2 separate regions of the Homo sapiens genome follow, and region 2 is linked to region 1. A link is an interaction called in ENCODE POLR2A ChIA-PET data of the cell type or tissue named here. Cell type or tissue: HepG2. All regions are shown on one strand. Links, peaks and the distances in the headings refer to the core of each region. The heading gives the core; the rest is flanking DNA.

Evidence for each region. Peaks named below come from ENCODE experiments on the same cell type or tissue, not always from the same donor. Only the 100,000 strongest peaks of a DNase experiment are listed, where the experiment ranks them.
Region 2: POLR2A ChIA-PET joins it to region 1 with 6 read pairs; 8 of 35 experiments call an interaction of 5 or more read pairs at or near these places.

The regions. Positions count from the first base shown.
Region 1 is chr20:63,850,961-63,857,969 of GRCh38, reverse strand. No RefSeq gene overlaps it. Among named protein-coding and RNA genes, the nearest start is that of ABHD16B, 7.0 kb to the left of the region's middle. RefSeq lists a silencer at 3,324-3,373 and enhancers at 3,617-4,470, 6,645-6,744, 6,825-6,984. In HepG2, for the core only: no CTCF peak of the experiment used is centred there; a DNase peak (open chromatin) is centred at 3,415; H3K4me3 peaks cover 1,993 bases; H3K27me3 peaks cover 811 bases.
Region 2 is chr20:63,680,728-63,687,409 of GRCh38, reverse strand. It overlaps RTEL1 (regulator of telomere elongation helicase 1), which reads right to left. Exons shown (of 35, transcript NM_001283009.2): 15 at 1,813-1,887; 16 at 1,538-1,619. RTEL1-TNFRSF6B (RTEL1-TNFRSF6B readthrough (NMD candidate)) reads right to left here. Exons shown (of 38, transcript NR_037882.1): 15 at 1,813-1,887; 16 at 1,538-1,619. Among named protein-coding and RNA genes, the nearest start is that of TNFRSF6B, 13 kb to the left of the region's middle. RefSeq lists enhancers at 3,247-3,971, 4,698-5,422. In HepG2, for the core only: no CTCF peak of the experiment used is centred there; a DNase peak (open chromatin) is centred at 4,739.

The DNA.
Region 1 (7,009 bases), core at 1,820-5,819:
ACACCAGTGAGCAGCCCTCCCCAGAGTACCCCCCAACACCCATCCCAGTACACACCCCTGGGGGCCATGCTATGTATATGTGGAGGGCTCACTGTCCTCCCTGCCTACAAGCACTGCCACTGCAGCCTCCGGCCCCCCGACACTGGCATTTGGCTCCTCCCCAGGCCTGTTCCCCGTCTCCTGTGGGAATGAGCCAGGGTCTCTCCAGAATCCTTGACACAGTGCCCTGCATTGTCAGGGGAGGGAGTGGGGACAGCTCCCCACATCAAGGTAAAGTCTGGGTTGGGGTCAAGAGCCCTGCAGGGGCCAGGCCTGGTGGGTCGAGCCTACAGTTCCAACCACTTGGGTGACTGAAGCGGGAGGATTGCTTCAGGCCAGGAGTTCAAGGCTGCAGTCAGCTATGATCGCACTGCTGCACTAAAAAAAAAAAAAAGTCCTGCTGGCCTGTGTGATGTAGGCTGAATTCTTCTGGGGCAGTCTGCACCATTTCTGCAGACTCCAGTGCAGAAATGGTAGATCGTCCCCTGGGCCCCATACACACACTTTGAAGGGTATGTTCAAGGCCCAGGCTCACCCCGGCTTGGAAGACCCTAGAGCAGGGTCCTTTCTCTCACTGCAATAACCAGTTTTTGATATAAGTGCTCATTTTTGTTATTCGAAATGTAACATTCTCATCATACACAGTGACGCAGGGATGTGAAGCGATTAACCGTTCTTCCCACACTCCTCGTAGACATCCAGACTTGCTAGTCGGGACCGTGTCTTTCTCACCTTCCATTTGCCTACAAACATATACGTACAGAGAGTCTTATCTAGGGGTCTTCTGTCACTGGCTCGTACAGAAACAGACCTGGTGTTCATGTCACTCTGCAGCAGGCTTGCTCTTCTCCGAGGTGTGTCCTGAGCGCCACTGCAGTCTCGCAGCACAGGCCTGCAAATGCCCCCAGGGTTCCTGCCCTGGCACCACTGTGTCCACTTCTGCTGTCGGACACACGGGCTCCAGACCTCTCCCCGCTGCAGACACAGGGCATCGCGCACTTTTGTTCAAGGACCCTGGCCTCTAGGGGCTTTTCTTTTCTTCTTTTCTTTTCTTTTTTTTTTTGAGACGGAGTCTCGCTCTGTCGCCCAGGCTGGAGTGCAGTGGCATGTTCTCAGCTCACTGCAAGCTCCGCCTCCCGGGTTCACGCCATTCTCCTGCCTCAGCCTCCCAAGTAGCTGGGACTACAGGCGCCCGCCACCACGCCCGGCTGATTTTTTGTATTGTTAGTACAGACGGGGTTTCACCGTGTTAGCCAGGATGGTCTCGAGCTCCTGACCTCGTGATCTGCCCACCTTGGCCTCCCAAAGTGTTGGTATTACAGGCGTGAGCCACCGCGCCCGGCCCCAAGGGGGTATTCTTAAAGCCAAGAGCTTTGCCCCAGTTGCTTTTCCACAGGTTGTGGTTGTGTCGCCTGCCAGTCTTTGAGGGAGCTTCTCCGCAGGCTCTTCTGCCACGCCGGCGGCTCCGTGCTTTTCTCTGTATTTTTATTGGTCCCTCTGTGTTGTATATTCAGCAAATACCGATCCCGGCCTCTGACCAGGCCGGCACCAGCAGCCATTCCGCCCCGTGAGGCGATCCGCTCCGGCTTTTCACGCGTTGCCCCTCGGAGACCCTCACCTGGGGGGGCGCGTGGTGACCAGATGGAAAACACAGCCTGTATCTCGGACAGTCAGCCCCGGGTGTGGGTGAGGAGGGGGGATGACGCTGGGCCTGGATTGGGGGACACATGGAAAGGGTGGGGGTCCCTTGGCTCTTGGCCTAAGAGCCAGTTTGGTGCTTCCTGGCCCCTGCATTTGGCCTCTCCAGCCTGCGTCCCAGGTGGACCAGGGGCCCAGCCCAGAGGGCCTAGGATGTGTTTCCCCACAGGAGTCTCTCGTGAGGATTCCGACTCCACCAGGGGTCCCAAGTCCACGGGAGGCCACAGAAGTTGCCCCTTTTTCCTGGCTCCCCCAAGTCGTGGAACCATCGAAAATCCCTCAGGGCGACGGCCCGTGTGCCCCTGCACCTTCTCCCCTCCCCGTCTCCACCGCACCTGCAGCTCGGGTGGTGGGTGGTGGGGACGGGCCGCAAGCAGGCAGCGGAGTGGTCAGAAGGACTGGAGACCCAGCCCTCCCTCCCTGCGCCCAAAGACCGAGGGAGGCGCGCCCAGCTTGTGTCAGCAGGGGTGGGGTGGTCGCTGGCAGCCAAGTCAAGGTCCTTGGTGGGGACCCCGGCGAGCTGGATGCGCAGCCCACCCCCAGCCCTTCCTTCCTGGGGTGGGTGGCTCCCAGCTGCCGGGTGGGTGGGCTGAAAGCCGGCATCTGCCAGGGTCCGGGCGTCTGTGCTGTGAGCTCAGGGACCGGGGCTCCTTCAAGGCCCTAGATCTGGGGGAGCCTCCGGCCCTGAAGCTGGGCTGGGCGGCGGTCCCTGGATGCCTGAGAGTAGAGGAGGAGGGGAGGGGAGGGGAGAGGAGAGCCAGTCCGGGACAGGATGGACAGACTTCGGGCATGCAAGGTCACCATGAACCCGGGTTCTGGCTGGCAGGAGAGGAGGAAGCTTCGTCCGGGGTCCCCACTGCCCTGCGGCCACAGCTCGGGGAGGAAGCTTCGTCCGGGGCCCCCACTGCCCTGTGGCCACAGCTGGGTGGTGGAAGCTTCATCCAGGGTCCCCGCTGCCCTGTGGCCACAGCTGGGGGGAGGGCACAGTTCTTGGGCCGCGCCTCCCCGCACTTCCCGAGCTGGGTCTGAGTGGATCTAGGTTGCAGCCCTGGCGGCTCCTTCTAAATCACTTGTGCAGATTAAAAACGGCAACTGTCCCAGAGCTGACCCCAGGGGACCCTGAAAGCTGCCCCCCGCCCCCCAGGCACTCTCTGTTCTCAGCGTCTGCCGGACTCTGGGGCGGCTGCTTCTAGGTCCCCGCCCCCAATACCTCCGCCCAGGCCGTCCCTGGGGAGCTGGCGCCAGGTCAAGCCCACCACAGCCCGAGGCCTGGACAAGGAGCCCCTTCTCCTTTATGGCCCCTCCCCTCCCGCCCCCCTTCCAGTTGGAAAGTGGGGAGGAAGGAAGAGAGGAAAGGAGTAAGAAAGAGAGGCTGTCCCGAGGGGTCCCGCAGGGGTGCCCCCACCACGGTTCCTGTCGCTTCTCTGACTGGGACTGACTCCGTGGCCAGGCCACCGAAACCCACAGGCACCAAGCAGAGACGCAGGTACCCCTAAAGGTGGCCCCTGCCTCAAGACAGGATCTGGGGGCCAGGAAGGTACCTGGGCCTTTGCCCTGAGCCAACCCAGGAAGGCAGTGGGACGGGCAGCATAGGAGCAGAGGAGGGGCTCTGCCAGGGCCTCCATTACCGCCTTGTGTCTCCCGTCCCAGCCCTGGGATCCGTGCTAATCACGGGGGCTGCCCACCCCTGCTGCTTTGAAGCTGCCCTGAGGGGAGGGGGGGCCAGCTGCCAGGGGTGCGTGTGCCCGCCCAGCCCCTCCAGCTGCGTGGGAGCCTGGACTGACCACAGGGCGGCCAGCAGCCTTTGAAGTACTGGGGTGCGGCCACAGGAAGTGGGCGGCAGCCCACCCAGGCCCTAAGCCCCACCTCCCCAGGGTAAGCGCCTGGTCCACCAACTGGGCTGGGAGCCCAGCCTGCAGCGTCCCCTCTGCACTCCAGGTGTGCCTGGGCTGGGGACTGCAGCCTCTCCCCCAACCCCTAGACCCAACCCCAGCCCCAGTTTAGCCCAGGCTCCTTCAGGGCGGCAGTGGGGCCAGGAACTGGGCCCTCTCCCTCAGCTAAAAATAGCAGGCCTCAGGCTTTGTGGAAAGCCCCTGGGGCGGAGGAGGAAGGAGCAGGCCAGGAGCTGGGGCTGCAAGGAGGGAGGCCTTGCAGGAAGTGCCCGGGTGCCCAGGCCGCCCCAGCAAAGGCTCCTGGTCAGCCGCTCAGCCCCCTGGAAAGTCCCAGGCAGTGCTGACCTGAGTGGAGGGTGAGGGTGGCTGACCTGAGTGGAGACAGGGACCAGGAGGGTGAGGGTGGATGACCTGAGTGGAGACAGGGACCAGGAGGGTGAGGGTGGATGACCTGAGTGGAGACAGGGACCAGGAGGGTGAGGGTGGCTGACCTGAGTGGAGGCCGGGACCAGGAGGGTGAGGTTGGATGACCTGAGTGGAGACAGGGACCAGGAGGGTGAGGGTGGATGACCTGAGTGGAGACGGGGAGCAGGAGGGTGAGGGTGGCTCACCTGAGTGGAGGCCGGGACCAGGAGGGTGAAGGCGGCTGGAGCCTGTCACATTCCAGGTGGGCTTCCCCTTCCACCAGCTGATGTCCTTCTGGGCCTGGGTGGTCTCCCACCATGGATACCAGGAGGGCAGGATGAAGGCAGTTCTCCCTACCTCAGTCATTCTCTGCATCTGGTGATGACCTGATCTCCCCACCTTCCCCCTTTACCATCCCTAACGGGAATCATTCATTCGGCGGACGTATGTCACGGGCCTGCTGGGCTGGACGAAGCACTGGCCGGTCCCATCCTTGCCCTCAGGGTATTTGCTGTGAGCAAGTAGGGATTTAACCCAAAGAGGGGTTTTATTTTATTTTATTTTTATTATTTATTTATTTATTTGAGACGGAATCTCGCTCTGTCGCCCAGACTGGTGTGCAGTGGCGCCATCTCGGCTCACTGCAAGCTCCGCCTCCCGGTTTCAAGCCATTCTCCTGCCTCAGCCTCCCAAGTAGCTGGGACTACAGGCGCCCCTCACCATGCCCGGGTAATTTTTGTATGTTTAGTAGACACGGGGTTTCACCATGTTGGCCAGGATGGTCTCAAACTCCTGACCTCAGGTGATCCACCCACCTCGGCCTCCAAAAGTGCTGGGATTACAGGCATGAGCCACTGAGCCTGGCCTATTTTATGTTTTAATTTTATTTATTTATTTATTTTGAGACAGAGTTTGTTCTGTTGCCCAGGCTGGAGTGCAGTGGCGCGATCTCCGCTCACTGCAACCTCTGCCTCCTGGGTTCAAGCAATCCTCCTGCTTCAGCCTCCCGAGTAGCTGAGATTACAGACTCGTGCCACCAACTCCTGACCTCAGGTGATTCTCCCACCTCAGCCTCCCAAAGTGTTGGGATTACAGCCATGAGCCAATATGCCTGGCCTAATTTTTGTATTTTTGGTAGAGACGGGGTTTCACCATGTTGGCCATGGTTGCCCAGGCTGGTCTCAAACTCCTGACGTCAGGTGATCCACCCACCTTGGCCTCCCAAAGTGCTGGGATTACAAGTGTGAGCCACCACACCCAGCCTAATTTTTGTATTTTTAGTAAAGACAGGGTTTTACCATGTTGGTCAGGCTAGTCTCGAACTCCTGACCTCAGGTGATCTGCCCACCTCAGCCTCCCAAAGTGCTGGGATTATAGAAATGAGTCACTGCGCCCGGCCAAGAAGGGTTTTGCAGGAAGCAAACACCAGCAGCTGCCATCCTGGAGGGGAGGTGGATCAGGAGCTGAGACCAGAGAGATGGGTAGGAATTCACCCTGTGAATTAGGCTGTGGAGTTGGGGCTGACCCTGGGAGAGGCCCTAGTGCTGAAGGAATAAGAACAGAGGCCAGAGTGGCTGGGACCTTAGGGACCAGGAGGAATGAGGCTAGGGATGGGGAGTGGGGAGATGGGTAGGGCTTTGCAAACTGGTGCAAGGAGTTGGAAAGGAAGCCAATTTTTTTTTTTTTTTTTTTTTTTGAGACGGAGTCTCGCTCTGTCACCAGGCTGGAGTGCAGGGGCGCCATCTCGGCTCACTGCAACCTCTGTCTCCCTCGTTTAAGTGCTTCTCCTGCCTCAGCCTCCTGAGTGGCTGGGAATACAGGCGTGTGCCACCACGCCCGGGTAATTTTTGTATTTTTTTTTTTTTTTTTTTTGAGATGTAGTCTCGCCCTGTCACCCAGGCTGGAATGCAGTGGCGCGATCTCGGCTTACCACAACCTCCACCTCCAGGGTTCAAATGATTCTCCTGCCTCAGCCTCCCCAGTAGCTAGGATTACAGGCACACGCCACCACACCCAGCTAATTTTTATATCTTTAGTAGAGACGGGATTTCAGCATGTTGGTCAGGCTGGTCTTGAACTCCTGACCTTGTGATCCGCCCACCTCGGCCTCCCAAAGTTCTGAGATTACAGGTGTGAGCTACCGTGCCCGGCCTAATTTTCGTATTTTTAGTAGAGATGGGGTTTCACCATGTTGGCCAGGCTGGTCTCAATCTCTTGACCTCGTGATCCGCCCACCTCAGCCTCCCAAAGTGCTGGGATTACAGGCGTGCGCCACCGTGCCCGGCTGAAAGGAAGCCACTTCTAAGAAGCTCCTGAAAATTTCTCAGCTAAACATTTCTCAGCTCCTGTCTGCATGTCAGCGAGGTAATGGGTGGTAAATGCTGGTGGGAAGGCTGGAGAGCAGGGAACAGCTTAACATACAAACCATCCAGAGACTAAGTCCGGAGTGCTTGGGAAAGACCACGGCGTGCAGCGGGTGGGGACTGAGTGGATAGACGTCTCCGTTTGCCAGGTGTGGACTCCCCAGGACCGGGTGCAGCAGAACGTCCAGACATGGGTTTTGGGTGGCCCCCATCTTCCTGGCTTGATTTTCCCTACAATGGGCAGTGGTTTAGGTGCTGGCAAGGCTGAAGTTCTCAGAAGGGTGCCACAAAAGGAGGGACATTTGAAGACTTCCCACATTTTCGAGAGAGTGACTAAGAGTGGACCACAAAATCTGAACTGGATAAGAAGGAAGCCAAAGAAAGGGGAAGGCCGCCTGTTTTGGAGAAAGGAGGGTTGTCCTGGAGCGAAGCGCTTGGTGAGGTGTAACAGCCGGGGAGGGGGGCAGTTGCACCACAGAGGGGGAAACTGCAAGTAGTCATTTCAGAGTGCGTGGGTTTTGGTGACAGCTGGCTCCAAGGTGTGAGTGAGCATGGGTGCCTGAAGTAGGGGGAAGTGGAGGGGCCACATGACATCTCCCCAGGTGAGTTCAG
Region 2 (6,682 bases), core at 2,683-6,682, 170 kb after region 1:
AGACCCCAGGCAGAGGCTGGGGACACCTGCAGAGAGGTCAGCCCACTCCAACCCTAAACTTCTGCAGAAACTGTGACATGCGGCTCAGGGCAAGAAGCCCACCCCGCCAAGAGCACACGGGAAGGAAGCGCCGGCATCCCGACATTCCACGGCCGCGTGCAGAAGACGGGGTGCGAGTTCCCAGCTCTGCCTGGAAGCAGGACACGTGCACAAGCCTCTGAGTGGCGTCAGCAGTGAACAAGGGCGCCAGCTCAAAGGAAGTTCCTAGAAGGGCTTGACCGACTGGCCACGGCGGCCGTGGCCTGGGGAGGAGGCTGAGTCTGGATGCCGGATGCCGGGAATTCAACACGGCACAAGCAGAACGACTCTGACTGCGATTCGGAGTCAGCAGGGACGAGGCACGTTTCCTTCCTGGGGCTGAGTGTGCCCTGCAATGGGGGAACTTCCCCACCCCCTCCTCCAGGAGCTCATTTCCTACAAACGCCCAGTGCAGGGAGTGGCTGCTTCTGAGAAGTCAAGTGACATCAGAGGTCAATGGAACAAACAGATTCCAGGCCCTTGGAATCTGTGCACCGGCTGCCTCAGGCACGCACTGCCTCCCGCAACCCCAACTGCGTGAGGGGCGCCGGCCTCCCCCCGGGATGGACGCTTCCTGCTGGGAGAGGCCTTGCTGCAGGACCATCACCGAGCGGGGGTCAAGCCACGCCACCCTGACGCCCTCCCAGCCCTTCCCTTCCGGCTCGGCCAGGCAGACCCAACCACAGCAACCGCACAAGGGCTGCTTCAGCCAGGGCCACGTCATGCCACCATGGGTCGGACAGCAGCTGAGAAAGAATGTTCCAGAGAGGGACGAACCAAGCCCAGAGGCAAGGCCCCACTGGAGCACAAGGCAGGGGCAGCAGCTCCCGCAGCTGCAGCCGTGAAGCCCCACCCTGGACACCACGCAGTGGGGGTGGGGCCAGATACACCCCAAGAACCACAGGGCTCCGGACACGGAGCCGAGGGCACACTCACAGACCCCATCCACACAGCGTCCCCGGCAGCACCGACTCGAAGACGCCACGGAGCACAGGAAGCCAAGAAGGCACGTGGGGCCTCGGGGCTGAGCGCACCAGGGGCTTCGGACAACAGGGCCAGCCGGGCCCCCTTCAGATGTGACCCTGAGGCTTGGCCCGGCCAGGCGCTGCGTGGAGGCAGCAGGCAGAGCCGTGCCTCACTGTGGAGGCTCTGTGCTGACGGCCTCGGCATAAACGAGCGTGTCCCAGCAGGGAGGCCTGGCTGGGCTGTGGCTCTGCCACCACCAACCAGGTGACTCTGGGCAGGTCACGGTGCCATCAGGCCATCTCCTACGTCTCTCAGTAACTCCAATCTTCAGAGGGACAGTGAGGAGAATGCTCTGGATTGGCCTGGATATGGAGAAGGTGGCCAGGCCCATGGGGGCAGGAGATCCACGGCTGGGCATGTGCCTAGCCTGTGGCATGGTGGTGCCGGGCACTGCACCCGGGCGGGCGGGGAGCGTGTGGGCCCAGGTCTGTACCTCGCTTTCTGGCTGCAGTGGTGCTCCAGGCATCAGACCGCTGAGCCGTCCTCCGGTGACCAGCATCAGGATGGATGTGCACCTGGAGGGGACAGGACCAGGAGTGTGGAGGCCCCGCCCATGTCCTGGGGGCAGCCCCTTACCTTTTAGGACCAGAAGACCCCCAGCCCCACCTGCCTCCTGGAGGTGGCCCCCACCTTATAGGACTGTAAGGCCCCCAGCCCTGCCGGGGAACAAGGGCTGCCCTCCACCTGCCTCCTGGAGGTGGCCCCTACCTTATAGGACTGTAAGGCCCCCAGCCCTGCTGGGGAACCAGGGCTGCCCTCGGAGGGGTCCACACTGAACACAATCTGAAAGGCAGAGGAAGTGCAGCCCCGTCAGGAGCCTGAGGCCACCCGACTTTCTGCAGCATCAGCCGCATACACAGAAGGTCACAGGACACCCAGGGGTCATCGGTTCACCGGCCCCTGCCATCATGCAGCCCCAGGCCAATGGACAGGAGCTGGCACCTGCCTGACCCTTTCTCCTCCCTGCAGGGACCCCCGGTGAGCTCTGTGTTCCCCCAACATAGGCCATCTCCATGCACTGAAAATGCGGCAGCCCGAGGGGCCTCTCCTCCCGCCAACTGGCCCAGCCCTCCTCTCTGTGCCCCTGAGGGCCCCAAATTAATCTAGAAATTCAACATGGCCTAGTGCAGTGGCTCAGGCCTGTAATCCCAGCACTCCGGGAGGCTGAGAGGAGCAAACTGCCCGAACCCAGGAGTTCGAGACCAGCCTGGGCAACATGGTGCAACCCCAGGGTGTTCACCAAAAAAAAAAAAAAAAAAACCTAGCCGGGCATGGTGGCATGTGCCTGTGGTCCCAGCTACTTGGGAGGTTGAGCTGAGAGGATCCCCTGAGCCCAGGAGGTTGAGGCTGCAGTGAGCTGTGATGGTCCCACTGCACTCCAGCCTGGGCAACAGAGAGACCCTGACTCAAAAAAAAAACAGGAATTCAACACATTCTAGTCAAAATCACAGTAAGATTTTTACAGGAAGTAGACACGCTGACTCCAAGATGCACTATGGAAAAAACGTCAGGGCAGGTTTCAAAAGAACAAGAGGCCGGGCGTGGTGGCTCACACCCGTAATCCCAGCACTCTGGGAGGCCAAGGTGAGAGGATCACCTGAGGTCAGGAGTTCGAGACCAGCCTGGCCAACATGGCAAAACCCCATTTCTACTAAAAATATCAGGCTGGGCACGGTGGCTCATGCCTGTAATCCCAGCACTTTGGGAGGCGGATCACGAGGTCAGGAGATCGAGACCATCCTGGCTAACACGGTGAAACCTCGTCTCTACTAAAAATACAAAAAATTAGCCAGGCGTGGTGGCAGGTGCCTATAATCCCAGGTATTTGGGAGGCTGAGGCAGGAGAATGGCGTGAACCCGGGAGGCGGAGCTTGCAGTGAGCCGAGATCGCGCCACTGCACTCCAGCCTGGGCAACAAGAGCAAAACTCTGTCTCAAAAACAAACAAAAAGAAATTGGTTCAGGCCAACACCAGGACTTACGACAAAACCACAGTGAACAAAAACATGAGGAAAAGTGTGGCAGGTGCCCAGTGGAGTTGGGGGAAGCCGAGCCGCTCGGTCAGCGCACAGAACCACCGGTGTGGCGTGCTGGGAAAAATCAAGGTAGAGTCTGCCTTTCACACCCCCACAGGTGACGTCAGAAGGCATGGAGGCCCAGACACAAAGCTCCGTCACTCTACAGTGCAGTTTGGAGAATACACAAGACCCGGTTTAGCATCTTGGTCGGGAGGCACAAGCTCAGAACAAAAATCTGACAAGGAAACATGTGTTCACCAAACCTGTCATGAAAATGGAAAAAATGACCAGCATGAGACAAGGAAAGAATATGTATGTCGGCATGGGATCCTCAGAACTTAGAGAGAGAATATGTATATGGGATCCTCAGAACTTAGAGAGAGAATATGTATATGGGATCCTCAGAACTTACAGAGAGTATATGTATATGGGATCCTCAGAACTTACAGAGAACCCTGCAAATCAATGGGAAAGGAATGATGCCTGCACTAGGAGAGGAGCGCGTGACGACCGTTCCTGGAAAACGAGCCAAAAACGGCCAGAACAGGAACGCAAAGCCCCCAACAGGCTCAGCAATGTGGCCATGTCAGCCAAGCCACCGCCGTCAGAGCCCCGCCGCAGACTTGAGGGAGTTCTGCTGGGAACACCAAGAAGCCGGAATCATTCACAGAAATGCGGAGAAGCCGAACTAGAGAACACCGGGGGGCAGACACCACGGCTGGAACACAGAGACTTGGCAACATGCGTGGATTTGTGCAGGCGTGCGTGCGTGTGTGCGTACTCTGCATGCATGTGCACGTGCCTGGGTACGCACAGAAGGAGAGAGAAATTTCCTTCCGTTCCTTCCTTCCTTCCCAGCCATTTTCACTGTCAAGACAGCTAAACACAGGGCCTTGTGTTTTACCAAAGCATTTGGCCCACGGGGATGGAAGTAACAGAACAAGTTCACCCCCACGCTGGTGGCTGCCATGAGCAGGGCTGAGTCTGCCTCAGGAAACAGCTTCCTTCGAAAAGCCTTCTGCTGGGCAGGCATGGAAGCTCTTGCCTGTAATCCCAGCACTTTGGGAGGCCAAGGCGGGCAGACTGCCTGAGCCCAGGAGTTTGAGACCAGCCTGGGAAACATGGCAAGACCTCATCTCTACAAAAAAATTTTAAAAATTAGCTGAGTGCGGTGGTGCACACCTGTGTTCACAGCTCCTCGGGTGGCTGAGGCAAGAGGATCACTTGGGCCCAGGAGGTTGAGGCTGCAGTGAGCTGTGATCAAGCCCCTGCACTCCAGCCGGGGTGACAAAGCGAGACCCTTTCTCAAAAAAACACCACCACAAATCCCCCTGTGCCTCAGCCCAGGGCAGCTCCGGCCTCAGGCAGAGAGGGATGAGGACCCAGCAGTCTCACGGGGGCCCAGGGGCAACTGGTTCCCCAACACGGGCCAGCACTGCCCAGAGTTTGCCTCCAGCTAAGCCCTGACTTCCGAGCACACGGCCTGACCCTGCCTGGAGTTCGCCTCCAGCTGAGCTGTGCATCCCACATCCTCTTCCTGGGGCCACTGGCCCCACTCTGCCCCCAGGGTCACCTGTGACTCAGGGCTGCAGGCCCAACCCAGCACCAGCCCTATGGGCACCGCCCACACCTGCAGGGGCTCAGGAGCCAACGCGGGTGAGCACTGTGTGCAGTCCCTCATCCTCCAGGCACCCGAGGGCTGGCAGAAGCTGAGTCATCCACCAGCGGCTACTTAGAGCAGCAGCCAAAGGAAATTCCAAACCGATGGAGTGTGCAGGATTCGGTTCCAGAGTGTGGAGTCTTCTCCTTAAGTGGGGGCCTGGGAGGCCACGTTCCAGGATCCGGTTCCAGAGTGTGGAGACTTCTCCTTAAGTGGGAGGCTGGGAGGCCGCGTTCCAGGATCCGGTTCCAGAGTGTGGAGTCTTCTCCATAGCTGGGGGCCTGGGAGGCCGCGTTCCAGGATTCGGTTCCAGAGTGTGGAGTCTTCTCCATAGCTGGGGGCCTGGGAGGCCGCGTTCCAGGATTCGGTTCCAGAGTGTGGAGTCTTCTCCATAGCTGGAAGCCTTGGAAGCCGCATTCCAGGATTCAGTTCGAGTGTAGGAACCTCAGAAGCCACATTCTAGGATTCAGTTCCATAGTGTGGAGGAGACTTCTCCATAAGTGGGAGCCTGGGAAGCTGTATTCCAGGGAGGGACAGGCCCGGGCCAGCTCACACCTGCCCTCCAGGCCCTGGGCTGCAGGGCTACCTCGCCTGGCCATGTGCTGGAGGTGCTTTGCAGTGACCCATCAGGGACATGGAAGCAGGTCCGCCTGATAGGTGCACGGCCTCCTGCTTGAAGAGCCAACCACACTCCATGCGGGACAGCACAGCAGCCCTTGGCAGGCAGGAGCCACAGACAGAGGGGTCTGGGCCTGGGATGCCCACCGTGCCTTTGGGGAGGAGTTGGGAGGACAAGGCAGTGCTGTCCTTCCAGCCCCAGCTACCGCACAGAGAAGACACAGGCTGTGGCGTCACTGGCCACAGAGACGGCCACAGTGGAGGGAGGGCTGAGCCTGGGCCCCACCACCCTGTGCCCACCCCACCTGGTCCCTGCCCAGGTCTCGCCCCCGCTCAGAGCTGCGTCTGTGAAGGAGAAGGCAGTGCCTGCTTGTTCCGGGATCTGCAGCTCCATGCCCAGCAGCATGCACAGGCCAGCCATGCATCCCAGGGTTCTTCTGCGGCCTCCCCCAGCTCAAGCACCCCACAGGCCAGATGGACACTCATGAAGCTGTCATAGCGCTGGGCAGCCCTGCCTAACCCTGCCATGATCTCGTGTGGCCAGCAGGTACAGCGTGGGCAGCACAGAGGAGGCCTCACAGGGCTCCACACAGCCACCTGTGCCTTGGCTTCCCCAGTCAGGGACTTCTGAGTCTGCTTCTAAAAAAGCCACCGAGGCCCCGGAGAGGCAACGTGCCCAGAGCACCCAAAATGGGGCGTGCCCTCCACAAACCGGACAAGCACCTCTACGCCAGGGAAAGCAGGTGCTGCCATAGGCATGGAGCCAGAAGCAGACCTCACATGGGACGGGCATTGCAGGACAGGACGGGGCCAATGAGAAGGGGGCCAGGGTCGCACCCCCAATCATGGGCTCCCAGGGACACCCCTGCCGGGAACCTGCAGGGTCCCCATTTGTCTGTCCCTGGAGAAGCTGTTCAGGAAGCCGCGTGTGTCCAGAGCTCTTCATCTGCGTGCAGCTGGGGCTGCTGGGGCTGCCAGCAGTGGGTCCCCCCTGGCCTGAGGGCCCGGACAGGGCAGGAGCGGCTCCCCGGCCCCCACTGTCCTTTGCGTCCTCCCTCACCAGCATCACCCTGGGCATGTGCCACCAGACCTCGTCCTCCCCCATCCCTGCAGGAGGCCCAGTGTGGGTTTAGGGCACTGGAAAGGAGCCGAGAGTTTGCCAATCAGAAACAGGTGGTGTAGGGGCCTTTCTCCCATCCCCAAGTCTAGAATCAGTTAACTAATACAGCAGGAGAAGGCACCCGCCCGGCTTCCATCAGGGAAGGAGATGCCACAGAGGAGCA